3 separate regions of the Mus musculus genome follow, and all the other regions are linked to region 2. A link is a loop called in an ENCODE intact Hi-C map of the cell type or tissue named here. Cell type or tissue: heart. All regions are shown on one strand.

What was found. A loop is a pair of places that touch in the nucleus more often than their neighbours do. Peaks named below come from ENCODE experiments on the same cell type or tissue, not always from the same donor. Only the 100,000 strongest peaks of a DNase experiment are listed, where the experiment ranks them.
Region 1: it touches region 2 in a loop (14-fold over the local background); 14 of 42 quality-filtered maps call a loop at or near these places.
Region 3: it touches region 2 in a loop (5-fold over the local background); 9 of 42 quality-filtered maps call a loop at or near these places.

Annotation. Positions count from the first base shown.
Region 1 is chr14:57,404,869-57,409,868 of GRCm38, forward strand. No RefSeq gene overlaps it. Among named protein-coding and RNA genes, the nearest start is that of Cryl1, 8.9 kb to the left of the region's middle. In heart, CTCF peaks have their summits at 2,663 and 4,463 (motif pointing left); a DNase peak (open chromatin) is centred at 2,773; H3K4me3 peaks cover 636 bases; H3K27ac peaks cover 801 bases.
Region 2 is chr14:57,106,601-57,111,600 of GRCm38, forward strand. Gm32912 (a long non-coding RNA gene) reads left to right here. Exons shown (of 5, transcript XR_383459.4): 1 at 1-65; 2 at 358-498; 3 at 687-783; 4 at 4,731-5,000. Among named protein-coding and RNA genes, the nearest start is that of Gjb2, 4.4 kb to the left of the region's middle. In heart, a CTCF peak has its summit at 2,787 (motif pointing right); no DNase peak of the experiment used is centred here; H3K27me3 peaks cover 3,290 bases.
Region 3 is chr14:57,343,458-57,348,457 of GRCm38, forward strand. All of the region lies in intron 3 of Cryl1 (crystallin, lambda 1), which reads right to left. Among named protein-coding and RNA genes, the nearest start is that of Gm23593, 12 kb to the left of the region's middle. In heart, a CTCF peak has its summit at 2,890 (motif pointing left); a DNase peak (open chromatin) is centred at 1,764; H3K4me3 peaks cover 736 bases; H3K27ac peaks cover 2,413 bases.

The sequences.
Region 1 (5,000 bases), 300 kb after region 2:
GAATTTGGACCATAAGAATCTCTCACGTGTCCACACGTTGGACACTTGGTCCCCAATCTGTGGCACTTTTGAGAGGTGATAGAATCTTTAGGAGATGAGACTTGGAGGAAACTAGGTCATTGAATAAACGAACAGTAACAATCATGGGTGGCACATTGGGACCCCAGCCCTCGTTCTCTTTCCTTTTGCTTCTTGGCCACCATGAAGTATACCAATCTCCTTAATCATTGCTGCCTTCATAACGTGCTTTATTGCTACAGGCCCAAAGCAGTGGGGCCAAGTGTTCATCAGTGAAATCATGAACTCGAATACAGCTGATCACCTCGGGTGTTTTGTCTAAGTGACTGAAAGCTGACTAATATTCCTTTTCAATATGGTACTCGCCAGCCTCATGTATGGACTGGCACTTTAAATATGACTGAAGTCGCTGAGGAAATCCATTATACTTCAGTTAATTCTACTTTCAGTCAAATAACTGCGTGTATCCAGTATTGGATAGCTCAATTCTAGTCCTTGAGAACAGTGGTAACCAGGACCAATAAAGAAAGACCTTTAGTTTCACCAAGCTTCTTTTAATTAAAGACACAGAAACTAAACAAAGTTTAGATAAATAAATGGCACGATAAATATGGTTTGGGAATCAACGATTAGCAGAGGCCTCTTTGGGAAGATGAGATTTGAAGCAATGAAAAATGTCTGGGCAGTTCTTAAGGGTTTTGTTTCTGTTTTTGTTGTTGTTGTTGTTGCTGCTGCTGCTGTTATTGTTGTTGTTTTCCATTTATTTTGGCTAGAGGAGGAGACGGGGCGGGGGGGGCAGTTGATCCTTGGGACTAGCACATAGTAGACAAGCATCCTACCACTGAGCTATGCCTTCACCCTGAGATCTGGGGTGCTGAAGAAGCTCTCTTTAGCCACAGCCTCTCCAAATCTCAGACTGTTTCTGCCAGAAATTACCTGAAGCTTTCTCTCCTTTTAAATAGCCCACTCCATTCCCCCTGGCAACTATGACTACATCCATGACGGCTCCTCTCTTCTCTGAGCTGCTAGGATGCTGGTCACCAGCACCACACAGTGTATAACCAAAGCTCAAGTTTGGGTCATTCAATCGCTCAACCCTTTTTTTTTTTTTTTTTCTTACATGTGTTTGTTAACAAACGCTTAATGTTTGGTCTCCAACAAAATAATAAATGTTTTATCTTTTTTCCTTACTAAGCACATACTAGGCTTACGCTTCAATGATGCTCCTGCTTTCTCTCATTTACTTCCAAAACCAAGGGAAGGAACTCAGAGCTCTCCTGCTTCGTTTCCTTTTCCAGTTTGACAGTGACACTGTGCAGGTGGGGACACCGTTCCCACCAGGAATCTTCGTGGCTCCAAAGTGGTTTATTCTACTCATGCCCTACAGAACACAAAAAATCAAAGCCCTGAACCCCAGAGTAGACAACGAAGATTACTTTCCAAACAAGTCGAGGTGAAATAAAATTCAACATAATAAGCAAGCCGGGAACACGGGCTGGTGCCTGTGATGGCTGCCTCAGGAGGCTGAGGCAGGAGAGTCACCTGAGCCCAGGAGTTCCAGAGCAGCTTGAGCGACATGATGGGACAAAAAAAAAAAAAAAAAAAAAAAGAGAAGGTTTACCTTTAAGCCATAATAAAAAAATAAAAACATGTTCACAGCACTTTAGTTCTAGGTCAGCCTGGGCTATAAAGTAAGACCCTGGACACGCCAGGGTGGGAAGCAGGAAAGAAGAAAGGGAGGGAACAGAATATGATTTTGTTGATGACAGGGACCCTAAAAATATAAACTGTATTAACAAAATAGTCCATCATTTTAGTGTATCATAGTATTATTAAAGTGATCAAAAAATCAGATAAAAGTTAGCTGTAGGATATGTGGTAAGGCTTTTTTAGGGGCTGGAGAGCTGGTGCATCAGTTGAGAGTACTGACTGCTCTCCCACAACACACAGCACCCACTTGTCAGCTCAAACTATCTGTAACTCCAGATGACAACTAATATCAGCTTAGACCTAAGGAATCCAGTGCTCTCTTCTGTCCTCTATGGACACCAGCGCATTCATAGTACACAGACATGCATGTAGACAAAACACCCACACACAAACAAGAAAAATAAATCAAATAAGTAAATCTCAAAAGGGTTTTTTTTTTCGCCTGAAGACTCATAAATATCTGTTTCATAACAATAAAAAACTTACTTAAGAGAGTAAACTACAGCCAGGCAGTAGTGGGACACTCCTTTAATCACATCAAGCAGATCTGTGAGTTCAAGGTCATCCTGGTCTAGAGAGAGAGTTCCAGGGCAGCCAGAGCCATACAGAGAAACACTGAAGAGAGAAGGGGGGTGAGGAGGGGGAGAGAGGGAGAGAGAACATAATCTAATAGATCTCATTTGTCAACATCTGCTGCTGACTATGGTGTCAAGAACTCTGTACAACATGTTCGTCATACTTGGAAAAACAGGCTGTCAAGATTCAGTTCTATTTTTGTCTGCCTATTTTCAAAAATGAAGGCAGGAACCGATTCCCCTGACTTTAAAGAGCTGGGTGGGCTCTTGAGCATCCTGCTACACTTGGGAATAAACATGACGCCTAAGGGAATTTAGTTGTAAATACAGCCTCTGTCTCGAGGTTAAATCTCCTGCGCCCCCTGGCAGCAGTTCAGGGAGAGGGAAAGAGAGGGTGGGTCGTGTGACTTCAGGCCTTTTCTCAGTCACCTCTGTCACAGCACTCTCCTATGGCTTGGCTCTCTCTGTCTGACGTCAGGCTGGAGGACAGGGAGGGGCTTTGGATGCTTTGTGATTTCCGGATCCCAAGGACATTCAAGTCTCTCTTGACCGCTTGGACCAAACCTCCAGAAGGACTCTCCGGAGCATTTAAACTAACCCCTGTGACTGGGAAGAACCCTTTGCCCCTTTGCCTCCCTTCCCGGTGGTGGCCTGCTTTGCCACCCTCTCCTGTGGGAGTCTTGCTGACCCAGGTGAACCTGTCCTCTTGAACTGGAGTCACATGATCCCAGTGGGCTCCCAAGCGTTCCTCATCTGGGTTCACTTTAAAAACTCTGAATTTTGCTGATCTCAGCATAGCAACATCCCCTGCCTTTGGTGTCTTTACTGAGCAAGCACTCACTCACTCACTCACTCACAGCCCCGCCCCCTGCCCCACTCTTCCCCCGACCCCCACCCCCACCCCAGCTACTTTTTTTTTTTTTAGCCCTGCAGTTTTTTTTTTCTGCTTTTTAGATTTTTCCAAAGTCAAATATGATCATCGCTCTGTGTCCCAAACCACAGCTCTGAGTGGTCGTGAGTGGTATAGTCAGCACTTCACACTGTCAGATCCAACCAAGCACAAGGGCGTGTATATTTTGGAAAAAAAAAAAAAAAAAAAAAAAAAAAAAAAAACCACATTTGTAAGGAACGCATACAGACTTTCCTCTTGTAACTGCTCCCTCAACAATCAGTGTAACAACTATTCCCACAGCGTTGGCATTGTTGTGGGTACTGGAAATAACCTGATGGATATGCATCGGTTTTACGAAACTGCTACTCGTTTTACTTAAAAGCCTTGTGCATCTATGGATTTAGGCATTTGCACCCTGATCCACCACTACTTCCAAATCCATGTCAGAATCCTAACTAGAAAACCAGCTAGCTTTACGTCCTCTTCCATGGCCACGTGGCCTTAGCCTGCATTCTGTTCTTCCTCATCAAACTAATATACACCCTTTTGTATTCTCCCTTCCACGTGTTATACTGGACCCAGTGTAGACTCCACACCTTCAGAATGGCTATTTTTAAGTGCGTAGAACAGTGGTTCTCAACCTGTGGGTCGTGACCCCTTGGTCTTAAATGACCTTTTCATAGGCATCAAATATCAGATATCGGGCAGGTCAAATTTTTCCAATTCAACTCACAGCAGTATGAAGTATCAATGAATAATGTTATGGTTGGAGGTCACCACAACATGAAGAACTGTACTAATGGGTTGCAGCATTGGGAAGGTTGAGAACCACTGGTCTAGCTCATTAAGATGGATAAACTTTGAGTCTGGCTGATCTCAATTTATGATATATTTTCATTATAATAATGTTTAGCGTTTTGTTTTTTAAAGAAACAAATCCTAATCAGCAAAACTTTGTCACAATTTTTGTGTGCACATTTTCAGGTGTGTGTGTGTGTGTGTGTGTGTGTGTGTGTGTGTGTGCATGTGAATGTATAGCTAGCTGTGCACCTGAGTGTGGAAGTCAATCACTCTCTACCTTGTTTTTTCTAGTTTTCACCTCTGCCCCCAGCACCAGGGATACATACACATCCCTGAACTGACATTTATGTTTCCTGGTAACCCAAACTCAAATCCTCAAGCTCATGCGTCAAGCACTTCACCTACTGAGCCATCTCCTCAGATTCAAAGTTGGGTATTTTTTCTCCCAAACAAAACCAAGATACTTTACTGCCATCTTCTGGACGATTTTTTTTTTTTTTTACTATTGTTAGAACCTAGTGGGGAAACCCCCACTCCATTCCCTATTTGGCGTGCACCCAAAAAATCACAAAGGACCATCTTGATGGTCCTTAATTACATGAGGTCGTTTAATTACAGAGCTCCGGACCGACTTGCATCCCACACAGGAGATAACAGATGTCGGCCCCGAGGCGCGAAAGCTAGGGGTTTTTATGGGGTAAGGGGCTTAGGGGTGTGGAATTCAGCATAGCGACACACTATTGGCTTATTCAAACATCAGCAGAAAAATTACATGTACGTGCAGGGTGTCAGAGTTCTGTGAGTTGTTGACTCAGTTTAGATAGCCCTGTTATGTCCTCACATTCCTCTTTATCTTATGGTCAAGCTGTTCCCAGGAATATTTTAACTACGGGGCATACCCAGGTTTGTTTTTCTTTTTTCTCAGCCCCAGGCAGCCTCTAGGCTCACAAACAACCAGCAATTTCTGAGTACTTTATATGACTTATAGGTCTTGAAATTTCATC
Region 2 (5,000 bases):
CTCTGTTCCAGCCATCCCTCCTTGTTTCTTGTTTTCTCACCAACTAGACCAGAGGCTCCTCTAGGGTAAGAAATGCTAAATTTATTTGTGTATGTGTATTCTCCAGAGGGGGAGAGGGGAGAGGGAAGGAGAAGGGAGGGGAAGAGAGGCAAGGAGAAGGGAGAAGGGAGGAGAAGGGAGGACAGGGGGACAGAGGAAGCTAGAAAAGAGCTAGGAAGGGCTTGATGGAGATTCTCTTCAAATGAGGCTATACGTGCATCTGATTAGCAGATCTTAAGAAAGAGTTTATGTACCCCTTGTTGCACGTTGCCTTTGTAAGGTGAGCACTGGAGCTAAACCATACTCTTTTCATCCCAGCTCCCCCACGTTTTCCTGTTTCAACGCTTGGGCCCACGAGGAGCTCAGTACCAGTGGGAACACAGCGGGAAGGGAACAGGACTCATGGACCTGCAGTGGATCCGCTCACCTTTGTCTCAGTCATGTGTGGAAACTAACCAGGTAGAGAATAGTTTTTGACTTGGCTTTAAGCAGAATCCCACGGCATCTTCTAGGTTGGCCGTGAATGGAGGGAACAGCAAGGCCAGACCGTGGTGAGGGGTGAGCAGGGGCCTCTGAAGCAGCTATTGATGATTAACCAGTGAGGATCGCTGACCACTGCACCTTGTCACATTCACGTGTCTGGACAGGTGAGGGCTGCTTTGCCCTGGTCAATACTGAGAACATAAACCCTCGTTCGTTACTGCTCAGCTGGACTTTCCTGGTGATACTGAAAGCCCTTAGGAGGTAAAACGGCTAATGTTTAGGCTACTTAGTATCTTAATTCTATAGTTGTTTATTATATAGTTTGCTATATAGTTGTATATATATGTGTGTGTGTCTGTGTGTGTCTGTGTGTGTCTGTGTGTGTCTGTGTGTGTCTGTGTGTGCACACACGCACAACCACACCCATAAAATTATACAACTTGCCATTTTGATGGATGACTGCTTGCCTGCTCCCTTCTGGGGCCATCTCTTGAATCCTGGGAAGGTTGCTCTGAACGCAACCTTCACATTTCTGACTCATAAATCAAATGTAGGTGATGGCAGAGAATGTTTCAGAACAAGAAAAGGCTTGCGAGTGTCTGGAGCCCCTGTCCTTCCACTTGACAAGTTTCCAGGCAAGATGGGCCCATCGATCGCCTCTGGAAGAGACGTCAGCCCCTGTCATCAGCCCCTTGGGTTCTATATGCTTTTCCTGAGTTTGCTACTGAACCATTAATCCTATGGGCGTGATTAATAAATCCTATTCAGCTCTTCCCAAAATAGCCGTTGGAAACCGGAGGGCCTCTGGCTCCCTGGATAGTTAATAATGCCTCACATTTGATAGTGGAATGCCATGGCAGAAATGGCTTCTCTGGGCCCTGCCAGTCTGCGTGGGTGATTATTATATGGGATATGCTTTCACCACAACTTCAGTTGTTCTTTTGTTTGTTTTGAGTCAGCTTCTTCGGCCCAGGCTGGCCTTGACCTTCCTGTGTGGCTTAGGATGGTGTGAATTAATGCCCTGTGACTTCAGTGCCAGCATAGCAGGCTGTACCTCTGACCGGGTGTCTTTATTCACTCCCCAGCCTGCTGTAAGTGACAAGGTTTCCTCCATTTTGTACTTTTTATTTTTATTTTCGAGACAGAGTTTCTCTTTGTAGCCTTGGCTGTCCTGTAACTCACTTTGTAGACCAGGCTGGCCTCGAACTCAGAAATCCGCTTGCCTCTGCCTCCCGAGTGCTGGGATTAAAGGCATGTGCCACCACGCCCGGCCTACTTTATATTTTTAAAAGTTTTAACACATAAGGTGTTCTGGTGAAACCAAAGAGGCCATGTCTCAGCTGCATACACACGGTGGAAGAGGCCAGTCCCAGTGCCATGTCTGGATGAACAGGGGCTCTTGCGGGCACATTGCTGTGCCTCTTCGGTGGTTATTTAAGCAGACCATGGAAGAATTACAGAGATTCTTTTAAACATGTTTGTGTCAAATGCACACATAGATTACTCTGAAATGAAGCAACCATAGCTGCCTCTGCTGACCAGCAGTAAACATTCTTTCCTACTAAATATTAAATTCTGTGTATTATAGTGGCTAGTCATCATGGAAATTCTCCATTATCCACAGAGGAGCCAATGGGATTTCTGTATTCTAATTTTTGCGACAATGGTATTGTGCCCTATGTTATTTTTAATTGTTTTTGGAGCAAGCTGGGGGATGGAACTCCAAGAAAGAAAGAAAGAAAGAAAGAAAGAAAGAAAGAAAGAAGGGAGGGAGGGAGGGAGGGAGGGAAGGAAGGAAGGAAGGAAGGAAGGAAGGAAGGAAGGAAGGAAGAAAGGAAGGAAGGAAGGAAGGAAGGAAGAAAGAAGCCTCATGTGCTATTTTAGAATATAGTCAGGATTGACAATGGATTGTTGGTTCTTTGTTATATTATATTTGATAGACAATAGTAATTCAGTGTTAAACATTTGTCTACCGTGGTCTGAATTTAAGGTTTGTTTCCTGGGGACCACTGACTATGGTTAGGCTTTTGCTCCCAAGGCCCTGGTTACAGTGTGTTCTGCAAACCACAAATCCCTTTCGAGGACTCTAATATTTGGTCTTAAGATTCAGAATAGAACTTATGTGGTAGTCATTCTCTTAAAACTCTCCTTAAACTGCTTGAGAGGAATTTCTGCTTTAGGGGGAAAATGTCCTTAAAGGAAAGATGGGCAAATAAATCTCAGAGCCACAAAACCCCAAAAGCTTGCAATACCCAGTATGCACAGTAGATGGCACTGTTTAGACTCGCTCAGAGGCCCTGTATTGGGAGAAAAATCTTACATTTTATTTTTCTAGTTTAGTGTTGCCCTCTTGATCTCCGGAGTGAGGCTGGGAAATAAACTTATTTCTTCTTACCCTCTCCCCGTCCCTCTTTCCTATCCCCTCTCTTCTTCCTTAAGCAGGCATGAAACAAAAAGAAGAGAATATCAGAATGTATTGCTCTTAATAAGGGTAGGTAATGCTTTGTGAGATATTTGCACATATGGACTACCAGTTCCGGTGTAAAGTGCCCTTCTTCTTGCCTCACCTTCTACCTTGTTTGAGACAGGCTGGCTGCTCAGCGGGCTTCCAGGATGTCTCCTGTCCCTGCTCTCTACTTTGCGGTAGGAGCACTGGGATTTCATAGGTTCTGGGGATCCCAAGGTGAGCCTTGCTTGCATAGAAAGTAACTTACACACTGGACCGTCTTCTCAGCCTCTTCCTGGACACCTTCAGTGTGAAAGTTTGCATTGGATAATTGAACTCTGAGAAGAGACAGCAAATGATGAAGATTTGGGTCATCTCCTGGATTTGAAATGAATGTATTGGGGAGAAGTTTAGTGTACTAGGCTATTGCTGATCGCAATTTGGGGATCCTGTGTGGATGTAGCTTACAGGTGTGGAAATGGCACTGAGCAGTTTGCAGAGTCTTGGCATTGCCATTGGAAGGGACCATTCATCTTTCCCAACAATTCCGTGATGAGCTCGCAGCCTACTGGGTGCTCAGATTTGGATTTGGATTTTTTTTTTTTTGAAACAGAGTCTGTCTATGTAGCTGTGGATGTTCAGGAACTCTCTGTGTAGACCAGGCTGGCTTCAAACTCACAGAGATTCTCTTGCTTCTGCCTCCCAAGTGCTGGAATTAAAGGTATGTACCACCATAACTGGCCTCTTGCTAGGCTTTTGAAAGATGTTTTTTTTTTTTTAAAGATTTATTTATTTATTATGTGTAAGTACACTGTAGCTGTCTTCAGACCCTCCAGAAGAGGGAGGGAGTCAGATCTCATTACGGATGGTTGTGAGCCACCATGTGGTTGCTGGGATTTGAACTTCGGACCTTTGGAAGAGCAGTCGGGTGCTCTTACCCACTGAGCCATCTCACCAGCCCCTTGAAAGATGTTTTGTGTGTGTGTGTGTGTGTGTGTGTGTGTGTGTGTGTGTGTTTGCTTATGATTTATCAAAGGAAAAGATGTTGCAGATGTAACATGGCTAAGTTTAGATTGTGTGATAGAAACACACACACACACACACACACACACACACACACACACACACGAAGGAATCTCTGGGTGTAAAGCCATGCAGGTTAGTATGCTAATCATTTCTGCAGAATTGAGGGTTCCTACTCTCGAAGATGCTTCATGCTTATCTCATTGCAGGAGTCCATGAAGGAAGTTCCTTCCCTCTTGCATGCTTTCTTGCTTTTTTCCTAAGACAAGTCTTTATTTTGACATCCCTGACTACCTGGAACTCACCGTGTAGACCAGGCTGACCTAGAACTTATTATAGTGCTTCCCTCTACAGCTTCAGCCTCCCAAATCCTGGGTTTATAAATGTGTGTTAGCAATCTAGCCTTTCAACAGACATAGAAACAAAGTTAAGAATCAGAGAGCTGGGCAGAGTCTGGCCATCAAAGCCTGAGGACATGATTAGGATCCACAGCACCTGTGAAATACTGCTGTGGCATCGGACTTTTATAATCCAGAGCCAGTGAGGGGAGAAGGCGGATCCTTGGAGCTCAATTGGCTAGCCAGTCTCACTGGATTGATCATCTCACTCTCCCTTTCCCTCTTCCTCTCCCTCTCTCCCTCTTCCCTAACCCCTCTCCCCTTGCCTCCTCCCTCCCCCTCTCCCTTGCCTCCTCTCCCCCTTTTCCTCTCCCTTTCCATTCCCTCTCTCCCCGCCCCAGCTTCCTGGCACCCAAGAAGTGAGCGTGTCCAGTGACCACCACCATGATGCTCTCTGCTTGCTGCGCATCCTGTGAAACTTCTCCCCCCTTCACTAACTGAGGATCCACAGCAGTTAATGGTTGGTGAGGTAGGGAGCGGCATTTTCTTTAGTGGAGTAGCTACTGGTAAGTCTCCCATGTTCATGTGACCTTATAAACGTATAGCCACATTCCTGTAAGTAATGCTTATGTGATTCATTCATTCACACATGCAAACAATAACAATAACCC
Region 3 (5,000 bases), 240 kb after region 2:
AGAAGAAGAAAGGCATACGAGGGCGGCATGTGAGGTAGCTGTCTTGAGGTAATTGTTATTTCGTTTCTCATTTTATCACTGTTTAGTCAGCAGAACAATGACTCCCACATAGTCTAATGTCTTCTCAGGAAAGTACCACAACCAGGTTCATTGTTTGTAAGAAAGAGAGACACTTCTTGCCACTCACTCACAGGGACTCTAATGAAAGGCCCCGCTCCGTTTCCGTGCGCGAGTTTCTTAATCTCTAGGGAAGGGATTCCCTGCCTGTGGGTTGGGGAAGACATCAACAAAAGCATCCAGCACAAAGAGGATCGCACCATAAATGGTCCTGACGACAGTCGGATGTGACAGTTGCTATCAGAAACTATCCCAGTTAAGGACTGAGACAGACAATAGAGTTTAGGGAGTTGCTTTTTTTCTTTTAATTTGGTGTTTTGTTTTGTTAAGACAGTGTCTCAGTCTGTAGCCCTGACTAGCTTACCATATGGCCCAGGATGACTCTGAATTTAAGATCTTCCTACCTCAGCCTCCCAAGTGTAGGCTGATAGGCACACACAGCCATGCGTGGCATAATAGAATTATTAGAAACTGATGGTATTTTCTACTTCCACCTTCTGCCATAACTGTGTCTATTCAAGTCCTCATGCATGGTGATTCGGGGCTCAGCTGAGGATCCAAGAGCGATTACGTGGTGCCCATGATCCCTGCTTTCTTCAGCTGCAGGGGCAACAGTGAACTCCTCTAGGATGGCTAAGTTACAAAGACAGTTCACATTCCACCATTGATTAATGAAAGCAGAAGGGTTAGGGGAGACAAAGTTCTGTGGTCCGCAGTTTGACCCAGCCCTGGGAACAATACACACCATCGATGCATGGAAGGAATCCTCATTTGCGTAAGTGACTATAACTAGGAATTTTTTTACAACTAAAACATGTATCTCAAGGTTTAGCTTGAGGAAGGAAAAGGAAAAACAGGAAAACTTAGGAGGAATTGAGTGTTCCTGGCCCTTTTCCTACACCAGTACCACCCTTGTTCCCCCAGCCCCAGATGAAATTTTATTTTTCAGTTCCCAGCAACTTCAGATTAGGCTACTGTTGAGTTCAGACAATAAAACCCAAAGTACAGTGCCTTGACATGCTGAGTACATTCAATTAAAGGAATTAAATTAACTAAAGGAATTGAAGGACTTAAAGCTGCTCTCAATAGAATTCGTCCCAACCTTCCACCAAGCGCAGGGAGATTTCTCTGAAGTTCCCTGTACACACGGCATTGCCCACCGAGGGCAAGGAGAAGGCAGGGCTCATCCAGGACAGTCTCAGTGACTTGTGTCCCAGGTGTGAGCGACCAACTGTCATGGCTTCTGAGAGATAGGAAGACAGCACAACCACTCAAAAAAGGGAAGCCGCCAACTGAAAGAAGTCTTTTTGGTCCCACCCACCCACAGCATTTCAGTCTGCGGACATCAACTTTCAAATGAAAATAAACAGCCAGAGCGGTGCAGAGTCAGCAGATACAGTCCCCGGGGGGCTAAAACAACAGGGTGAGTGGCAGGAAGCCTAAGGGCCAGGAAAACCAAACAAACAAAGATGGACGACTTCTCACGAGCCACCCAAACTCCAGAGTCCGGCGGTTCCTGTATCGGCCCAGCACGGAGGTCTGCCCCAGGTCTCTTATCAATATTAAGCCGCTGGCAAGAGTTCCTCGTCTTCCTTTTAAACAGGCAGAGTCCCTGTTGTGTTCAGCACAGAACACGGGATCTAAAGGACTTGGCAAACGGCAGCCACACAGCGAGAACCGTGAATGCGAACACTTAGGGAAAAATACACGGAGGCAAATGTGGCACTGGTTAAATCCCTCCATGTTTGTGCAGCTTTAACTACCAGTGCCTCCAGACAGAGTGCTTACGTAGCAGCACGCATGAGGCCCTAGGATTGGTCTTCAGCATTGAATATATGTGTGTGTGTGTGTGTGTGTGTGTGTGTGTGTGCACGCGCGTGCGCACTTGCAGAAGCATGGTGTGACCACCCTTGCTGGCATCCTGTGTGTTCTAGCCTGATGATAAAATCAACTATTTTCCTGAATTTGTTTATTCCATATAACATACTTTTATTTAAAAAAAAAAAAATAGATGCCTATTCACTTTTACCTTAAGCATTAGCTGAACAACCTATAATCTGTAGACCATAATGAATATGATATAACTAGCACAAAGTCAAAACCCCACACCAGAAATTCACTGTTCTATCCTTCTAAAAACGTTCTGTGGGATCTTTTCAGAGATTTGGACTTTCTGTTGTAAACTCAGAGGACAGCAAGGTCATTAGGCTTGTTTCTATTTTAGTTTTGTTTTTGATACACAGCCCTACTGTGTAGAGCAGGCTGACCTCAAAATGGTGATCCTCCAACCTTAGCTTCCCAAGTGCTGGGATTACAGATATGTGTGAGCAAATTAAGCAAGCAAGTAAGAATATCAATGTTGGGTTGAGTGTGGTGGTACACACCTGTAATATCAGCACTTGGGATGTAGAAACACGAGGATCAGGAGTTCAAGGTCAGCCTCAGGTATATAACAAGTTTGAGGACTACCTGGCCTACATGAGACTCTGTTGAGGAGGGGAGGGGAGGGGAAGGGGAAGGGGGAGGGGAAGAGGCAATGTTGGGACAGTGTCTTATTTAATCCATTTAGAAAGCAGTATGTACAATACTGGAAAACTTGAAATCCAGCCACACTAATAGATTGCTCCTAAAAAGGAGGGAGGGATCAGGAGAAATGGATCAGTGGTTAGGAGCACTTGCTCTTGCAGGGGATCCCAGTTGGGGTCCCAGTACTGGCATGGTGGCTCACAACTATCCATGCTTCCAGTTCCAGGGGATCTGGTGCCCTCTTCTGGCCTCCATGCGTGCAGGCAAACACTGATCCACATAAAATAAATACAATCTTTAACAATAAAAATTTGGGCTCAAGAGATGGCGCAGCAGTTAAGAGCACTGGTTGCTCTTACAGAGGACCCTGTTTCGTTTCCCAGCACCCAGATGGTTGCTCACAGCCATCTGTAATCCAGAGGGTCTGATGCCCTCTTCTGGCTTCCTTCAGCAGAAGGCACGCACATGGTATGACTACATACATGCAAGCAAAGCATACATACACATACAATAAAAACAAAAGAAATAATTTTAAAAGGAGGAGAGGAAGATAAAATATTATCCAACAATGTGTATCAAGAGCCAGTCAGGCAAGAATGTTCATCCAGAAATTCTGTTTTTAATGAAATTCCCTTTTAAACAGTAACTAGCAGGATGCTGTGGGGAGATAACAAGGCAAGTGTGATTGCTTGAAGCACAGTACTGGTCTGGTCTGGTCTGGTCTGGTCTGGTCTGATTTGGTTTGGTTGTTGTTAGGAATCAGAGGAACTGGGAATCAAACCCAGGGTGTCACCCACAATAGGCAAACTCTCTCCCTCTGAGCTGCAGCCCTAAAGTAGGTACTGAAGTAGCCATAAGAACATTACTTTCAGGGCTAGAGAGATGGCTCAGTGATTAAGAGCGCTGGCTATTCTTCCAGAGGACCTGGGTTTGAGCCCCCAATACCCACATGGTAGCTCACAACTGTGGCTAACTCCAGTTTCAGGGGATCCAATGCCCTCTTCAAGCCTCTATGGTTACTATATTTGCATGGTACACACAGACACTGTATTTACAAGTAGACTGCTACAAAGACCCTAGACCAATGGTTCTCAACCTTCCTAATGCCGTGACCCTTTAATACCATTCTTCATGTGGTGACCTTCAACAATAAAATTATTTCGCTGCTACTTCATACTTTTAATTTTGCTACTATTATGAATAGTAATGTAGATACCTGATATGCAGAATATCTGCTATGTGACCCCCAAAGGGGTCTCAACCCACAGGCTGAGAAGGACGGCCCTAGAAGAAACAGAGGCTCTAAGAATGGTGCTACTTACTAACTACAGAAACAGTCCCGAAAACTGTACCAGTGAGGACCTGGCGTGATGGGTCATATAGAAACAGTACACATGAAACTGGGGGCAAATAGATAGAAACATAGCAAGGGTTTAAAGGCTTAGGGGACAACTGAATTAGATGTGTTTTCCTCTTTCTATCACTGAGACTTTGAGGATCACCAACATTTTTGGTTTCCTTTGCTTGCTGAGACGGGACCTCTACACGTATCGTACACTGGCCCTGAAGTCACTGCGTAGTCTAAGCCGTCTTGCACTTGTGGTAACCTCCCTGCCTCAACCTCCCAGTTGCAGAGATTACAGCCACCAAGCCTGACCTACCAATACCTTTTAAAGGGGTGGTCTGTATCCTAGAGTGCCCTGAAATTTCTCCCAGAAACTGGCTGGCCCAGCCTGGGGAATGTCAATCAGAGAACTGGGGCTGTCCCCAGGTCCAGCTGAGGCAATGCCCCAGTCCTAGCTTCCTCCTCTCCCATCCCCAAGGCAGCTCACTGTCACTGGGGACTGTCACCTGGGGTTCCAGACTAAGACAGAGCTCCTGCCTTCCACAGTCCTGCCCAGGATGTGGGCTTCATTCTCAGTCTCAGAAGGCAAAGGCCCACAAGAGAAAAAAAAGTCATGGAATAGTTTCCTTCTGATCTGCAGATCACACAATCTAAGACACACAGGTCATTGCTCCAGCTCCTTCGTCACCGAGGGGCTTGTGGGGTAAACAGTTGCTGGAGGGCAACCATGCTGGCCATTTCAGGCCTTCCCTGCAATCAGATGGAATGCAAAGCAGGTACCCTGCCGGCCTGTGACTTTAATGTCCCTTTGTTCATTCCCTGACTAATCGCCCTGATTTGCTCACAGAACCTAATACAGTCATGTGTTACTTGATGGCAGGCATACTTCTGAGAGCTGTGTGAGGAGGTTATTTTGTGGTTGTGCAAACACACTGGAATGTAGCTGCTCAAAGCTAGAGCTAGTCCTGATTGGAGGCTGCACATGGTCCCTCATGAGGCATGGTGGCGGCTA